2 separate regions of the Mus musculus genome follow, and region 2 is linked to region 1. The links are chromatin loops, found by intact Hi-C in ENCODE. Cell type or tissue: left cerebral cortex. All regions are shown on one strand.

What was found. A loop is a pair of places that touch in the nucleus more often than their neighbours do. Peaks named below come from ENCODE experiments on the same cell type or tissue, not always from the same donor. Only the 100,000 strongest peaks of a DNase experiment are listed, where the experiment ranks them.
Region 2: a loop joins it to region 1, with 3.0 times the contacts of the local background. A loop is called at or near these places in 12 of 42 quality-filtered maps.

The regions. Positions count from the first base shown.
Region 1 is chr13:18,866,451-18,874,450 of GRCm38, forward strand. Vps41 (VPS41 HOPS complex subunit) reads left to right here. Exons shown (of 29, transcript NM_172120.4): 29 at 1-361. Among named protein-coding and RNA genes, the nearest start is that of Amph, 78 kb to the right of the region's middle. In left cerebral cortex, a CTCF peak has its summit at 1,959 (motif pointing right); DNase peaks (open chromatin) are centred at 1,654, 1,946, 2,237, 4,282 and 1 more place.
Region 2 is chr13:19,102,554-19,110,553 of GRCm38, forward strand. It overlaps Amph (amphiphysin), which reads left to right. Exons shown (of 21, transcript NM_175007.2): 10 at 319-457; 11 at 1,678-1,806. Among named protein-coding and RNA genes, the nearest start is that of Gm31887, 87 kb to the right of the region's middle. In left cerebral cortex, a CTCF peak has its summit at 4,110 (motif pointing left); DNase peaks (open chromatin) are centred at 379, 2,721 and 4,074; H3K27ac peaks cover 731 bases.

The DNA of each region.
Region 1 (8,000 bases):
AGCAAAAGAGTTCAAAGTGACTTCGTTATACCCTAGTTACACCCACCAGGCATGAACTGCACTACTGAGAACACTGCCAGCTACAGTCGGCCAAAAGTTCTGCTGGTAACAGTTCTGGCATGCCTGGCTACACTGTTTGTCATCAGCTGTGGGTAGCCTCCTAAAGCGCATTTAGAGGTAAAAATTAAAATTAAAGGTAAAATGCTGAGAACTGACACTCCTTCAGTGACATGTGGGAAGACCATTAGCTGGGGTACTATAGCCTTATGTTTGCTACCTACGCGCTGACTAGCTCAGTTATCTGCCCCATCAGGTCATCAATATTTGTTGAATGAATAAATGTTGCCCTTCTCATTGTGAATCCTTTATTGTGTTGCAAGCAGACAAGTGCTCTTTAAGGAATAGAGGTGAGTTTTGGCACTGACAAGCTGTGGTTGATAAGTAGGAGGAAGCCAGGGACCCTGTCAGAGTTAAGTGAGACTCTCCAAAGAAGGGCCAAGGATAGATTTAAGGTGTATCTCACTGCCTGGAAGGGTTGGCAGGAGTGTGCCTCACTGCCTTGACTTTTTGTTGTTCTTAATGTTTCCAGTTTGATGTCAAGGTTCGGCTTGGTAAGTTTTGTCACTTCCCTTGCTATTCGGAGCAGGTGCACGGCCAGAAAAACTAAATGGAACTCCTGAAGGGGAGGATGGGTGGTGCCAGGTCCACCACAGTTTACTTCCGAGGCAAATTCCATCAATTCCTAAACCACATTTGGACAATAACCCCTAAGTACAGAAAAGGAGGGAGTAAGCTTGCTTCATTCTTAATAACTGAGCCAGGATGCAGATAGCAAAGGGTGTTCATTCCCTTTTCAAGAATCGATTAAGATCTCCAGGACGAGATGGTGGTGCAAGCAAAGAGCACCACCCTGCCTCCCTGGGTAATGCTTTCTTTTTTAAAAAACTGGTGGATAATTGTACTAAAGGGTAATTAATCCTTTCCATTATTTCTCACTTTATAAACATTTAAATACAACAAAATATTCAAAATGCTAGTTACCCAGCCTCTCTAATGTGTGACCAGCCCATGAAAAACACCTGAAGAGCCGAAAGCATGTCTCAGTGATTAGGAGCACTGACTGCTCTTTCCTAGGTTCTGGGTTCAGTTCTTAACACCCACATAGTAACTCATACCTGTCTGTAACCTTAGTTTCAGGGGATCTGAAACCCTCTTCTGGCCACTGTAGGCAACATGCATGTGTGTGGTACACAGATATACATCCAGCCAACGCACAGATACACATAAAATAATTTTAAATCTTTTAAATAAATAAAACATGCCTGAAGCCAGGTTGGTCCACTTTTACCAGAGATTATAGACACAAATGTTTGTCCTTGAAGAAATCTGCCTCGTGTATGCATCAGCCAAATTCAAAGTTACTTAATGACAACTGTTTTATTTGTTTATAACCAGGATTTCCTACTTGCTGGTGCTCATTATTGAAAAGTTTTTCAGACACTCTCAGTCAGTTATTTGGTTGTTGCAATATAGAAACCCTATAAAACAAATCCTTGTAGAGTAACTATGATATGCAGGGCTTTTATGAGCCTTAGCCAGCCTGCAGCTGTGTGTGCAGGCTTCTTAGTAGATTGGCCGTTTGCCCATGAAGAAAGACAAAGGCTCAGCAGCTCCCCACAAGTCAAGGCAGGGGTCAGTGTACCAGCTGGATTCAACTCCGGCAGTCACAGTCTGCCTTCAGGGCACCTACTCTGACCCACTGAAGATCTTTTTACAGAAGTACTCAGCTGAGCTGTTCTGTTCAGTACATAGAAAGAGGAAGGTATTGATTACGAGGTTTCCATGGGTAACAGAATCACTGTGGATCTGAAGAGCAAGCAGTAGGAAGATTCTAGAAGCATCAAGCCACCCACACAGCCTGGCTGCAGTGGCTGCCCTGAAACCACTGCCCATTTCCAGCAGAGGGCGGCTGCACGCAGCAGTATGAGTCACCATGTTGTATAAATATTAACCTGTTCCCCAGTTCCACATAAAGTTCTTAATAACTGTCAGGAATACTGAGTAGGCACATACACATGGGGGAGGCATTTCTATATGTTAAATACTGAATCAGTTAGTTGTGGTTTGTTATTAAGGCCTGGGGTGTTAATACTACATTTCAATTGTACTGAGTTTTACTTCGTATGCCTTGATTCTGCTGAGGGCTGGTTTCTACAGTCTGAGGAAAGACACTTTCCTTGTGTGGCACAGATTCGAGCATGACTAGGAACAACAGTGTGACACTAGGAAAGACAAGAGAATGATAATCAGTCTGAATCAATCCTCACAGAGTCAGCCCCTGCCCATGCTCTTCCTGTGCACTCAGCTAGCGTGGGAGTTCTGAAGGCAAACATGGCATGACCTAGCTGCACTCTCAGGATTCCCTGTGTCCTGTGTGTGCAAGGGCTCACGGGCTTTGGTTTGATCTTCATAACGCATTGCCAGTTAACTACAGCCTCCTGCCTGTCACTCCTGCATGGTGGCTACGAGTTTACTTCTGTGCCCTTCACCTATGCACTGCTGTTGTACTGATGACCCAGTTGGCCCAGTCAGTCCTCAGCCACCCTGACCTTGGACCACTGGCTAGAGGCTTCGCACGTGTCTGCCTTTATCCAGTTCATGATTGTCTATGGAACAGATGCAGTCTTGGTTCACTCAGTTATCCAGTCCCAGCTGGCTCTAGCCATTAGTCTGTGCACTAACCCTGGCACCATGAGAAACACAGACATGGTAACTTGGTTGATCTTTATCCATCACACTGCTAAGAATGTATGTAAATGGGTAGAAGAAGATGGACATTTGCTTTCAAAGATTGCTGCTTCTAAGAGAAAGTAGAAAATAGGCTGGCATCTATCATCTGGTAGAGCTTATCCCTTTTCCCACTGACAAGCTGGGTCCTGGGATAGAAAGTAGGGCATTCACCCTGATGCCTTAGCCCTGCAGCCTGGTCATTTGAGCTCTTGGATCTTTAGGGCAGTAAAATTGACTCTTACATTATTATTATTATCATTATCATTATTATTATTATTATTTTGGGTTTGGAGTTTGCAAAAGCTGGATCTACTGGCAGCTGTTTACTAAATTTTTAAAAAGATTTTGGAACTTAAAAGATTTGCTTTTCCTTTCCTGCTGTGGCCTCCCTGCCCTTGTTTCTGTCTTACCAAGAGCAAGGGAGCTATAGCTGAAAGCCCAGGTATATCAAGTGATGTAACTTTGATTATATCAGGTGTCTCCATGCCAGTTCAGTTCATGTCCAACTTCATTCCCCTTCCCTTTGTCATGGCACCCTGTGGTCTGTAGGGTCAGTATGGATGAGAAACCTTTTGTTCATCTTAGTGCCTAGTGCTTCTACTGGAATGACTCAAAACATCTGGAAGATGCTGAGGGAATGAATGACTGGATGGGTGGATGGGTGGGTGGGTGGGTGGATGGGTAGATGGATAGCACTACTCTACCGTACCCCTTTCTCTCTTGATCCTCACTATATATCTATGTCTGTCAATGTCTATGGATATGTACACTTTTCTCTGGTCTGCTTTCTTACTCTTAAAATGGCTTAGAAGCTGTCATGTAGTTTCCATCAATCTTCAGGCCCTAGAGTTCCAACCAACACCCTAACATACACATGACAATGAACAGCCCACCCAAAACATGCCTAAATCAGAAACAATGATGATAAGTGTTTAAGTTGTTAAATTTTGGGGCCATTTGTTATACAACAGTAACTTGCTACCACATGACCACAAATATGGACCATCTGTCTACTAAAAAAGAAAAAAGAAAGAAAGAAAGAAAAAACTGTGATAATTTTAATAGATTATTTGCCCTATTTACAGAGAGAAGCACTCCTGATTTAGCAGGTGAGAATACTTACTTGGTTTAGGTGTTTTAAAAAACAGATCTGACAAAATAGAAGTAGCCAGGACACGGCTAGAATGTGAAAAACAGGCCATTTAGGAAACAAGCGGACAGATTGGACACTATAATACTGTAAAGTCACAAAATCTGAGAAGAATGGGAAATTTCAAAATTTAGAAATTGGTTACATAAAAGAGGAGAAAAATGATTCTTCCAGGTGACTTCAGAATAGCTGCTGAGATGCGCAGGTACGAGCTGTGCACCAGCTGGCTTGGCCTAGGATGGCTTATGTTAGGGAATGTCATCTAAATATAAGGAAGCTTTGGGTCCCAGAGACCCTGAAAGGGATGGAATGGCTCAAGCTAAGATTGGTAACCATCTGTCAGGGTGCTGAAAATGACATTGAGCTGTCCCCAAAAGTAGTTGGTCTCTCAGTCTCCATTCTACTCTAAGCAGCTCTAAATCCCTAGAGAAAGAGCAAATTCAATCAGAAACAGCAGAATTAATCAGCTACTCTTATTTCTGTACTCAGATCCTGTGCCCATCTGCTGTGTGTCTGAATACCCACATCTTTGGCCAGCTTATAAATTTGGTCGCTTCAGGCCCCTTGCTTTCATTCTACTACCAGAGTATTGATGTGCCTCTCCCGTCTGATTACTACGTCAGCTTCCTTTTTTGTTGTTTCCATTTTCATTAATGTATTACTTTTGCTCCGAATAATGCTAGTTCTCAGAGTTGTCAGTAATTCATATATATCTTAGTTTTCTTAAAGAAGAAATGAGCATGAATGTTTGCATGTGTTACAAGTAGTGATGTATTCCACTCAAGATTTGATTCTTGTAGTCCTAACTTGACTCCAAATTGTGACTGTATTTTAAGATATATACAGTATCCCTATACAATATGACCTTCTTGCAACACCACACACCTGGGCTCAATCCATCTTGGATCTCTCTTTCCAAAATGATGTATTACCAATATTACCAATATTTTCTCTCTGGTTCATTGATGGTAAGTTTCCCCACCAAAATATGTAGTTGAGGGCATATCTTGAAATATCTTTCTATTTAAACGTAAAAAGCTCAAGAACACACATTTCTCATCCCCAAATTCTCAAGGTACTGTTAAGAAGTTAGTAAATGTTATCCTAATTTGAAATTCTTTTTAACATAACTTCTGTAACAATGTTTTAGGTTTTAATTATTTAAAATCATACACTAAGATTTCTGTTCAAAATATGTACTGCACAGTTGTAGGCATTTGTTCAGTTGTGTGATAGCAAATAGCACTGCAAATCACGCTTGGTCTAAGCTCTGTTTCAAGTTGGCTTGACACTGTGTATATAAGTGGAATATGGAAGTGTCCCCCAAAGGTCCATGGGTTAAAGCTTTGGTCTCTAGGCTGGCAACATTGGAAGTTGAATCTCAGGTCGTAGGGGCTAGTAGCTCTGTGCTTTTATTACATGAGAACAGTTTGTGTCAACGCACTTCAGTGACTTCACCAACACCTGTATAGCTAGCTGCTCAGTCTTGAACTTTATAAGACATGCTAGCCCTCCCCACCCCTTATCTCTCTTCCACTCCCACCTCTATGTAAGGTATTTCAAAGTGACACAAAGTTTAGCCCCGTGTAGAGTTTGAGCCCTGGGTTTTTTCTCAGGCTTGTGTATCTGAAAAGGACCCTTATACAGCCCAAAGAGAGATTAACTTCCCAGAGGTGCTGTCACCCAATACAGGCTTCCTGTGTTCCATGGAACTCATTGTTTCCAAGAGTTCCACTGTAGGATTGAATCATTTGTCAAAACTCGTGCTCTAAAATAGGTTCTCCAAAAGCATTTCCTAGTTATGAGTGGTGTGAGTTAAGGATTAGGGGACCACCTCACTGATCTTAGGGTGAAGATGGTGATAAGTACCATAGGAGGACTATACCTTTTGACCTCTAGCTAACTTGTGCATATCTTCCAGCGTCTTTCCTCCTGTGCCCAGCTGTCTTGTTAAGGGGTTTCGTTGCAGCTTAGACTCTGGAGAATTTAAACCATTGGAATAATTTATTTAATTCCAGTTTATTTAGTCACAATTACTGTATTGTTAGTTCAGTAGTTATTTTTAACTCTGCCTATTCCCAGTGCCTTCGGAGTATACATCAAGACACTCAGGTATATCTACTGACTAGGGGAATAATGTGGCTCTAACTCTGCTAAAGCCCCAGCCTATGGAGGCCCAAAGCAAGCTAAAAGCAAGCAAGGAAAAACAAACAAACCCACCATTCTTCTGGAGCCTGGACTTCAAGCATCTCCCCTCCCTCTTTGTTCAGTTGTATAGCATATGGCTGCCATCATTGTAGGGTGTTAAAAGAAAATGAGCTGGTAGGATATGGGGACTGGCACAGTTGGTACTGTGCTTGTTGGAGCAGCATGAGGACCCAAGTCAAATCTGCGTACCCAGCATAGCTGGGGTGGAAACACATGGATCTGAGCATCTCCCTGGCTAGAAGTCTGGCCCAAATGGCGAGCTTCAGGTTCAGTGAGAGAATCTGTCTCAGTGTTGACTTCTGACCTCATATGCAGGCATGCCCACCCAGAGAAACATGACAAGAGATGGGAAGGAAATACTGACCTTTTAACCAGGAGGTAAGGAGCTTGGTAGCATGAAGAGAGGAACTGTTTTCTGCACTATGAATCTGAAGTTGAGGAGTTCGCTGCACTTAAAACTTCTGTTTTCAAGAATGTGGGGTTTTCCTGGGTTAAAAATTTCAGGACTTTTCCCCTTCCTCTTCTGAGCCCACATTCTATTTGAGCAGCTTGCACATTTCCATGGCGCTGCATATCCTAATATTTACTCAGGGAGGCTTTGCACATGGTCATTGTCCCTCCAGATATAAGTAAAGGGTTTGCCATGTTTTAAATATTCGTGAGACACTGTGATAACAAGAAACATAAAGGATTATCAAGAGCTATCATGAAGACCGTAGGAGCAGTCAGGTAGGTGCTCTGTGGGCTGTTGATTGGTCATGTTCAAGGCTCTGTCCTCACTATAGACTAAGAATGCTCTGTTACAGACACTTTCATTTTCCATGTGCTATCTCCTATGATACTCGACCCTCCAACATCAGTTCAGTTACTCTCATTTAGCAAAGAAAAGAGGCTAAGACTTGAAGTCAGGAGTCTCAAAGTACATCAGTGTGACTTTTTACCCCTTCATATCCTATATGTTCCGACAGCGTTGTTTTTTTCTCACAGCTTCATTGACAATCCATCTCATCAAAGGATGAAAAGCTGAGGACTTGTGAGGAGCAGGTGTGGCGGCAGTCCCAAAGGCGCCAGGGACCGCAGCTAAGTCGTATGATTAGCACCTGACTTCCTCATATAAGCCACAAACATCTTGAGAGCTGCGCAGGTGTACCAGGATACCGGTGAATCCATTTTGATGGAGATATGCCCCTGCTGCCCTGATTAGCTGAAGCTGCGTACCTGGTGAGGTGGCGTGGCCTGCTGTGCGTGAATGGGAACTGAGAGTATAAAAGAGTGAGAGGCCCAGGGTTCGGGGGAGATATAAACAAGGGAGATATAAACAAGAAGAAACAGGACTGAATAAACGTGTGCAGAAGGATCCTGTTGCAGCGTCGTTCTTCCTGGCCAGTTGGGCGCGCGCAAGAAGGACTGTTTTGTGCAGCAGCCTCTGACCAAGTTAGCACACAGTGGGCTCTTGATTGTGCTATAATTTTGCCAATGGTTATCCCTTTCTAGCCCTCCAACTTTGCTAACCAAAGTGAAAATGGAGTCAGAACCTAAAAGAAAGAGTCATTCCCTGTCCCTCCATAAAGTGCTCACAACATTGGCTGCCTTCCAAAGGCTGCCATTTTGTCTGATGCACACAATAGAATGTCCACAAAGGGACTAAATTATTGCTTGATTTTTTTGGCTTGATTTCTTTCTTACCCTTCAGTAATGCCTCAGTCCTATCTGAAATAGCTTTGATTCTCTGCCTCATAACCTTTAGATAACCCTATATTCAAGGTTGCACCTTCAATACATAGTTAGGCTACTTCTCCAAGACCACTAGAGGCATATTAGATTTGTAGTTTTCATCCCAAAGTACCTACAG
Region 2 (8,000 bases), 240 kb after region 1:
AGTAAAACACTGAGTGCCTTTTTTTCTTTGTTTTTAACCTATTTACACTCCACTCTTTACATATCTAAAGCGGGGTCAATATTGCATGGTACCATGAAACAGAGAGACCATGCATGGTTGGTTCCGGTTCACAGGGAGCAATACATGCTGCCAGTTACCAACATCCATTACTATTACTAACAACTAGAATTAAGCTGGACGTGGGGGATGAAATAACAGTGACATTAAGCTTCAGGATGCCTCTGGGCTAAAGAATCTTGGGTTTTAGGAACCCTGCTTCTCAGAAGGCTTCTTGCTCCATCCTCTGTGTCTATCCAGTGACTCGGGTCCTCTTCGCATTGCAAAGACACCATCACCTCCAGAGGAGCCTTCTCCCCTGCCCAGCCCCACGGCTAGTCCCAACCACACATTAGCACCTGCATCTCCTGCCCCAGTGCGACCCAGATCACCTTCACAGGTATGATGCGTATACCGGGGGTGTGGGGAAACTCATGGGAGGTGACTTTCTCTGGGATCCTCCTGTGGTGACCAAGCACTATAGAAAGTTTCTATGGCGAGACTAAGGCATAAGACAACGGATATTATTATTGCCATTGAGGCGTCAGTCTGCTTTGCTATTCAATTTTTGTGTTTTCCTCTTGTACTCAGTGTTTGATTCCTTTGGCTTTTCTAGCCCCATCCCCACCTTCTTCTGCTGGACTGTATTCATCTTTACCTTCCCTTGCTCCTAGGCTCCTGCCTTTCAGAGGCTGGGGAATCTACTCAGTGATGGAGCCTTTGCCTGGGATGCCCCGTGCTCTGAGCAGCTATTACCTTTGAATAAGAAAAAGCGTATCTACAAAGTTCCAATTATTCTACATTCCTCCTGAACTGAACCTCCTTTCCAGTGTTCCACTGGAGTCAATGACTGCCCAGAACTGGGGTATTGTGAGGTGTCCCATCACCTGCATTGTGACCAGCCTGGGACAAGTTTAAAGAAACTATAAGGACCAGGCAAAGGGAACTAAAGATAACAAAACAAAACAAAACAAAACAAAACAAAACAAAACCAAAACCAAACAAAAAAAATACTGCTTTTTATTTCCTTGCATTGTGTGAACACATTTCTGTAGCTACATTTAATATTCATGCTCCAGTATAAGCTTTCATGAATATGGCTGAAGCTGCAAAGTTGTAAGAAGATGTGTAGTAGATTTGAAAGTTTCAAAATCCTGGAGTGGAAAGTGAAGTGGAAGCTGTCTCTGATTGATCTCATTGATTCAATCGGGGGAAACAAACAAACAAACAAATCTAAAAAACAAGAAAGCAAAACAAAACAAAACAAAAACAACTGGCTTGATTTTTGTTTTGAAATTCCATTATTTTTCTTACGAGAGAAATCACTGATAGTTGGGCTGAGAGAAGAATGGCCTCCAGGTGACATCATAGGTCCTGCAGGTCTGGGCAGTGTTCAAATTGAGACGAATGGACTCTCATCTTGTGACCTGACTTCTTCCAATTAGACCACTGCCTGTCAGTGTTCAGAGAAGCACCCAAGTGGACAGCATTCTTAACTTGAATCAAGTACATTTGCACCTCTGTCTAGATCAGTTTCAGACAGATGTCAGGCTTCTTCCATAGCTGGGCTTATCTGACACTTCCTCAAAGGCTACCATGTTTCTATTTGATGCTTCCTAGACAAGGAAAGGGCCTCCTGTCCCACCTCTGCCTAAAGTCACCCCAACAAAGGAACTGAAACAGGAGAACATCATCAATTTCTTTGAGGACAACTTTGTACCAGAAATCAATGTGACAACACCTTCCCAGGTGAGTGGTCAGGGCAGCTGGGGTGACTATCAAGATGCCATAGATGCCATGGTGGGAGGGACTCTCAGGTCAGCTGTAGAGAAAGTACTAGATATCTGAGCCATTAATAAAACTTTGTCACTTGTGCTTGCTTTATTGCTTTGTGTAATCAAAGATTATTAAATGCTAGGTGTATAGGATTTGAAAATTCTAACATTTATTGAATATACATATGTATATATATATGAGAAAGTATATTGAAAAATATAAAATGAATAGGAGTCGCTGTCATCCTACCACTGTGACATAACCTTGTGTGCACTCTGACCTGTTTTCTTTCAATTTTTCTACCACCCTCTTGAGCATTTATCAGTTTCACATTTTAAAATTCAAGGTGTGTAGTTATGCAGTCTTAATGTAGCAACTTCATTTCCCTGGTCATTTTTACGTCACACTATTGTCTTTGCAAAAGCATTGAACATGACTATCATACCGGTTGGATGTACTGACTCTTAGCTAAATTTTAATGTGTAGATTTTATCAGTCGGCACCTTTTCTACTAGCCAGAATGGTCTTCCAGTTTTATTTCCACATTAACATTTGCACTGAAGGCGTTTTAGCATGACTTGCCCTTGGTCAGTTGCTTTAACCTGTGTCCATGAATAGCATCCTCCGAGTTCCATCACAAGTAGGGACTTTAGTCCTCAGAAGCCTGTGTACTTAGCTGAGGACACCTGTAAAGGAGACGAGACTACTTAAGTGGCAGGAAGGTGGCACACAGAGCAGGTCTGAAGCAAAGATGAGGTCCAGAAGTATTCTTTCTTGTTAAGTGTTTTTATTTGAAGTTTTCTGGCTCGGTTACAAGGACCCTCATGGTGGGGAGAGGGAGAAATGAGGTACTTTCGAAAATTACAGATGCCAGGAGAGTCTTTAAGTACTTAACTCTCCGTGCTGCTGTTGAGTGGAAGAGACAGAAAACAGTGAGCCAGAGGAAGGATAGGGAGAACTTCAGGGTGGAGGCCTCAGAGCTTACAGGTAGAGCTGCTCATCTGGGCTATGCACCACTTTCTGTAGGACCTCATGAAACTGCCCTACTGGAGCCTGCAGTAACTGATGTAAATGTGCCACGTTTGTTAGTCTGTCAGCTGAATTGGCAATTACTACCTGCCAGAGACATATGGTGATGGGGGACATTCCTTGTCATCTAATCTGTTTTCTTTTCATTTAAAAGGGAGAAAGAAGAGGAGTTCTGGTTTTGCTCATTTTTTCTTTATTTATTTTGTTTGTGATGTGTTGTGTCACTTTTTTTTTTTTTTTTAACCTGAGAGGTACCCAGCCTCCAATAGCTGGATCACAGAGTGTGAAATACAATGCTTCTAATTCACCAAATGTTCCTGGTTTCACACCAAGATGTACAGAGAAGTGAAATGGGACTTAGATTTCTGTTTGTCATTTTGGGTTATTGAGTAGGGGGGAAAATCTAGTTTTATTTTAAATAGGCAAAAACTGCATTTTCTGCAGTCCTTTAACAATTTCCTCAGTTGCTTGTCCTTTTGCAGCTACAAGCAGCTTGTGTGTCACTTTAACATACCTCCAGCAGTCCTTAGTGTTGGGACCTCACTCTGAGAACTACTATTTTGATCAGTTGGAAGTCTACAAGGTCCAAATCAGTGATGGTAAACTGGCTGCCACGGTGAATTAACAGCTTCTGTTTGTGGAGCTGTCCAGCCAATCCAAGTCTGTGAAATGATGGCCCATTTATAACTGCCCCACTTAAAACAGTCTAATCTCAAATGTTTCATAGAGAATTTTTCGACACATGCATGTTGTGTGCTTATGATATTAGATGCATTGAACAGACTATATATTGGGACATATACTATAAGCTAATGGATTGCAAAATCTGAGTAATAAAATGTTTTGGGCAATGTACAGATGAATGGATAAGAGAGGAAAGATAACCAATTCTTGATGAGAAATGAAATAGTGATAGCAAGTATTGAAAACTGGAAAGCTGAGAATTATGTGAACGATTTCCCCCTACATTACTGCAGAATGATCCTTTCAGTGTTGCCTTGGAGTTTTGCTAAGTGAGTCATCCAACACTTAGAAGATTGTTTATGGCCACAGATGGCTATTTTTATAATGCACTTAATGAGAAAGAAAAACACTTGCGTTAATCCTGGCCAGATCCTGCAAATGTAAGAAGCACAACCTATTCTATCTGATGGAAAAATCGCCTCAGCAGCAACACTTTCCCAGCTGTGTCATTGGAACTGAAAACCCGAAGTCCACTAAGCCTGCAGAGCCCTCTAATGGCCCAAACCTTAACTATAGATAGCCCAGAATTTTCTGTGAGAAATGCTTCTTGCATGCTCACAGGCATACCATGGCATGTGGAAACGCTTCTCTTGCTTTTCTGACGTTTTGTTCACAAACATAAACTGCTGAAGGACAAGTTCACTCTTTCCTACTATTTCCTCCCAAGAACTTACAATCCTGTGCATAAATCCTTTATTATGTTTTAATGTTTTATAAATTCTTTGAGAATTTCATGATGTATATTTTGATAATATTCACCCTTTCCCAATTCCTCCAAGATCCACACCCTTCGTTATCCACCTAAGTCACTGACGACAACTTCTCTTTCTTTTTGTTCTTCTTGTCCTCCTCCTCCTCCTCTTCCTTCTCCTCCTCTTCCTCCTCCTCCTCCTTCTCCTCCTCCTCCTCCTGCTCCTCCTCCTCCTCCTCCTCCTCCTTCTCCTCTTCCTCCTACTCCTCTTCCTACTCCTTCTTCCTAATTAGACTCAGTATGCACTGTCTATATATTCTTGAGCATGTATCCTTCCACTAAAGTGTGGCTAATCTACCAAATACATCAATAAAGAAAACCGATACTCTCTCTACAAAGCTGTAGCTATCAAATGCAGGTAGCACCTCAAGAAATGGGTGGGACTTTGTGCACACCTCCACTTTCCATGCTGAAATTTTATCTGGCTTGGGCTCCTACAGGTCCTCTGCATGCTGTCATACTACTGTGTGTTCATTGTGAAACTGCCCAGTTGTGTCCAGAAAACAGTTTTCTTGTAGTCTCCCACCCACTCTGGCTCTCATAACCTGTCTGTTCACCTCTTCCACAGTGATCCCCATTGGAAAAAAGAGGCTGTAATATAGATGCCCTACTAGAGTTGAGTATTACAGTTAGTTTCTAATTCTCTGTACTTTAACCAGTGTGAGTCTCCGTGTTAGATGCCATCTGCCACAAAAAGATGTTTCTCTGATGAGAGCTGAGAGATGCCTCAGTATAGAGACCTAATAATGTCACCAGGACTTGATTTAATCTTTACCCATTTAGGACAATAATAGTAGTAGCTTTTCCCACCTTACCTCTCTGACCTGTCTATCCTCAGGATCTTGGTCCAACAGTGCCAGGAATGGGTTTTTAACTTACCTTAAATCCAATCAAAAAGGGATTCTTTATGTCCATGATATTCACACCACTATTGTACCAGTGGCCATGTCTTGGTAAGCAGATTGTTACTACCGATTTCAGGGTTCACAGCTGGGTGGATTGGTCGTTACATTTCTCCTCTGGTAGCTTGTAGCACACCTCAACAAAAGTCAAAATGAACAAAAACAAACAAAAAATAATAAGACAAAAAATAAAACAAAATGTCCCTGCTCCCCCCTACATACAAACACAAAACATGGAATCTGTTTTGTGTTTCCCACATACTTATGAGCACGGGCCTTCGAATAGAGTCATTGATACAGCCAGTGACACGCCATTAGAGAAAACCCATTTTCTCTTTCCCAGCAGGCATCAATCATAGTAAGCTTTGTTAGAGGTGATTTTTGCCTCTCTATCCTCTTCTCAGTGATGGAACTTATCTGGTTTAAACCATCCTGTGCACTCCGTCATAGTCTCTGAGTTCACGTGTGTGTAAGTCCTGTTGTGCCTAGAAGATACTGTTTTCTTGCGATCACTTCTGGAGTTTTCAATCTTTTACCTTCTCTTCCTCCCAGTTAGATGCCTGAGCCTTGAGGAGGGGTTAGATAAAGACATTCCATTTATGATTGAGTGCTCCAAAGTTCCTTACTCTCTGTCCATTGCCCACTTGTGGGTCTATGTTAATTGCAATCGCTGCAGGAAAAAGAATCTCTGATGAGGGTAGAATGAGACGCTTAGCTAAGGGTTTGCCAATATGCCATTAAGAGGCATTTAATTGTGTTCCTTTGACTGAATAATAGTATCTTTGCCCCATAGGACCCATGAACTATTGAGCCTCAGATTCTTGGCCACTTTAGCATTGTTATGATGGTTTTCATCTCAAAGAGTGGGCCTTAAGTCCAGCTTTTAAAACATGGCTAGTTATTTCCATAACATTTGTGCCAAGTCAATATTTGCTTCAGTATCTGTGGCTATTTTGAATAGAGTAACAATATGCATTCTTGAAATAGACTAGTCTCATGCTGTGAAAATAGAGGCTCAGGTGGGGGGGGGGTGGGTGTAAGATGAGATGAGGAGTGTCTTCATCCAGTTTCTCTTTGTAATAGCTCATGCTAGTGTGCTCAAAGTTCTGAGAAACGCTACAACAAAATGCCCCAATTTACCTTTCTGTAAGCTACCTTCTCTAATGGTTCTAGACCTTGTTCCTGATAAATAGGTTTCGTGATGTATTTTACGAAATGATGATTTAAATGATATATCCCTGGAAAACCATTCCATGCATATAGTAAGATTTTAATAGTTCATCGCAAAAATAAAGCAATCGCGTAGATACATAGAATATTTAGGGACACTCATAGAGGATTCTAGCCCTCTCTCCCTCATTTATCTTCAGATAATGATTTAAACTGTGTTCTAATTTACCTTGAGAATGTGACTTCAAATCCATTCTTATCTGTCACCAGAGACTTCCTTAGGGATTCTTGGGCCAGAGCAAGCTTTTTCTATTTGTTTATTTTTTATTGGTTGGCTTGTTTCCCACACACATTGTTTAATTTCTTGAAATGTACATGCCAGTGACGTTCTGATATCAAGCTTCATGGGGTTACATCAGTTAAATGTCATGGTAGTCAGGGAGCGATTTGCTCAGCAGCCACCTTCCCATACTAAGACCTCATCACACTAGCAGTTTAGCTCTCTGTCAATCCACTGGTCCTCACAGAAGGTCATTCTAAGCAAAGCAGCCATCCATCTTCCTTGCCCTCTTTATCCCTGTTGGCTTTCACACTTAGTCATAGCATATTAAAGACCCTGCCTCAATGCCATTATGCTGAGCTCAGAGGGACTTTGTTTAACTGGCTTTCGAGAAAACAAAACAACATAACTAGGGAATTGGTTGTATAGAATATTGGGCCCATTGTGTGCCAACTTATCAGGACACTGCAGGCTTCCTAAGTGTAGCAAATGTGAAAATAGGAGGAAGATGGTCAGTCAATTTATAGATTAAAAAGGACCGGGGTTTTGTTATTCTTTAAAATCTTTCTATAATAAATGTTGTAGGGAGAGCACCTGACAACATTGCTTGTTTTTAATGAGTAAAATTTTCTCCATGATGAGCTTGTGAATATTTAAATCCTGTCAGTGTGCTGTAGTTAGTGCCAATGTCCAGATTAACTGCAGTACATCTGTAACACTCTCCTCATGTTTCCAGGTTTGAAATTAGATTTCCCCAGCCACGCTTCCTCGTGGGTATTGATAAAACACTACAAGTTTGCTCATTGATAGAAATTATCGACTGTTTTGTTAAGTTTCAATATCTATATTTCATACAAAATTGCTCCTAACTGGCCTGGCTCCTGGAAGCTTTATCTCCTCTCCCTTCAGCTTCCCATTTGACGTTCTCTGACTCATTAAAAAGTTCTGGGGGCAAGAAAATACTTGGAATATAGTAAATATTCTTAAAATGTGTTGAGAGAACAAAAGAGGACAATAAATGATCTCTAGAAGAAGTAGTACCAATGCCCTCATTGGTCTGTCTTATTAACGTACTATGTTGTGATTCAACACTGTGTGCCTGTATGTGCACATATGAAGTTCTGAGGCCTAGATTTGAAGTACATGTTTTATATCTACATGCACTATTGCTATAGCTGTAAATTGCAATATATGCTACCTCATATAACTTCAAAGGCTTTACATACTGGAAATGATATATGATTAATATAAACATTTGTAAAATAAAACAAAGAACAAGGTAAAAATTGGA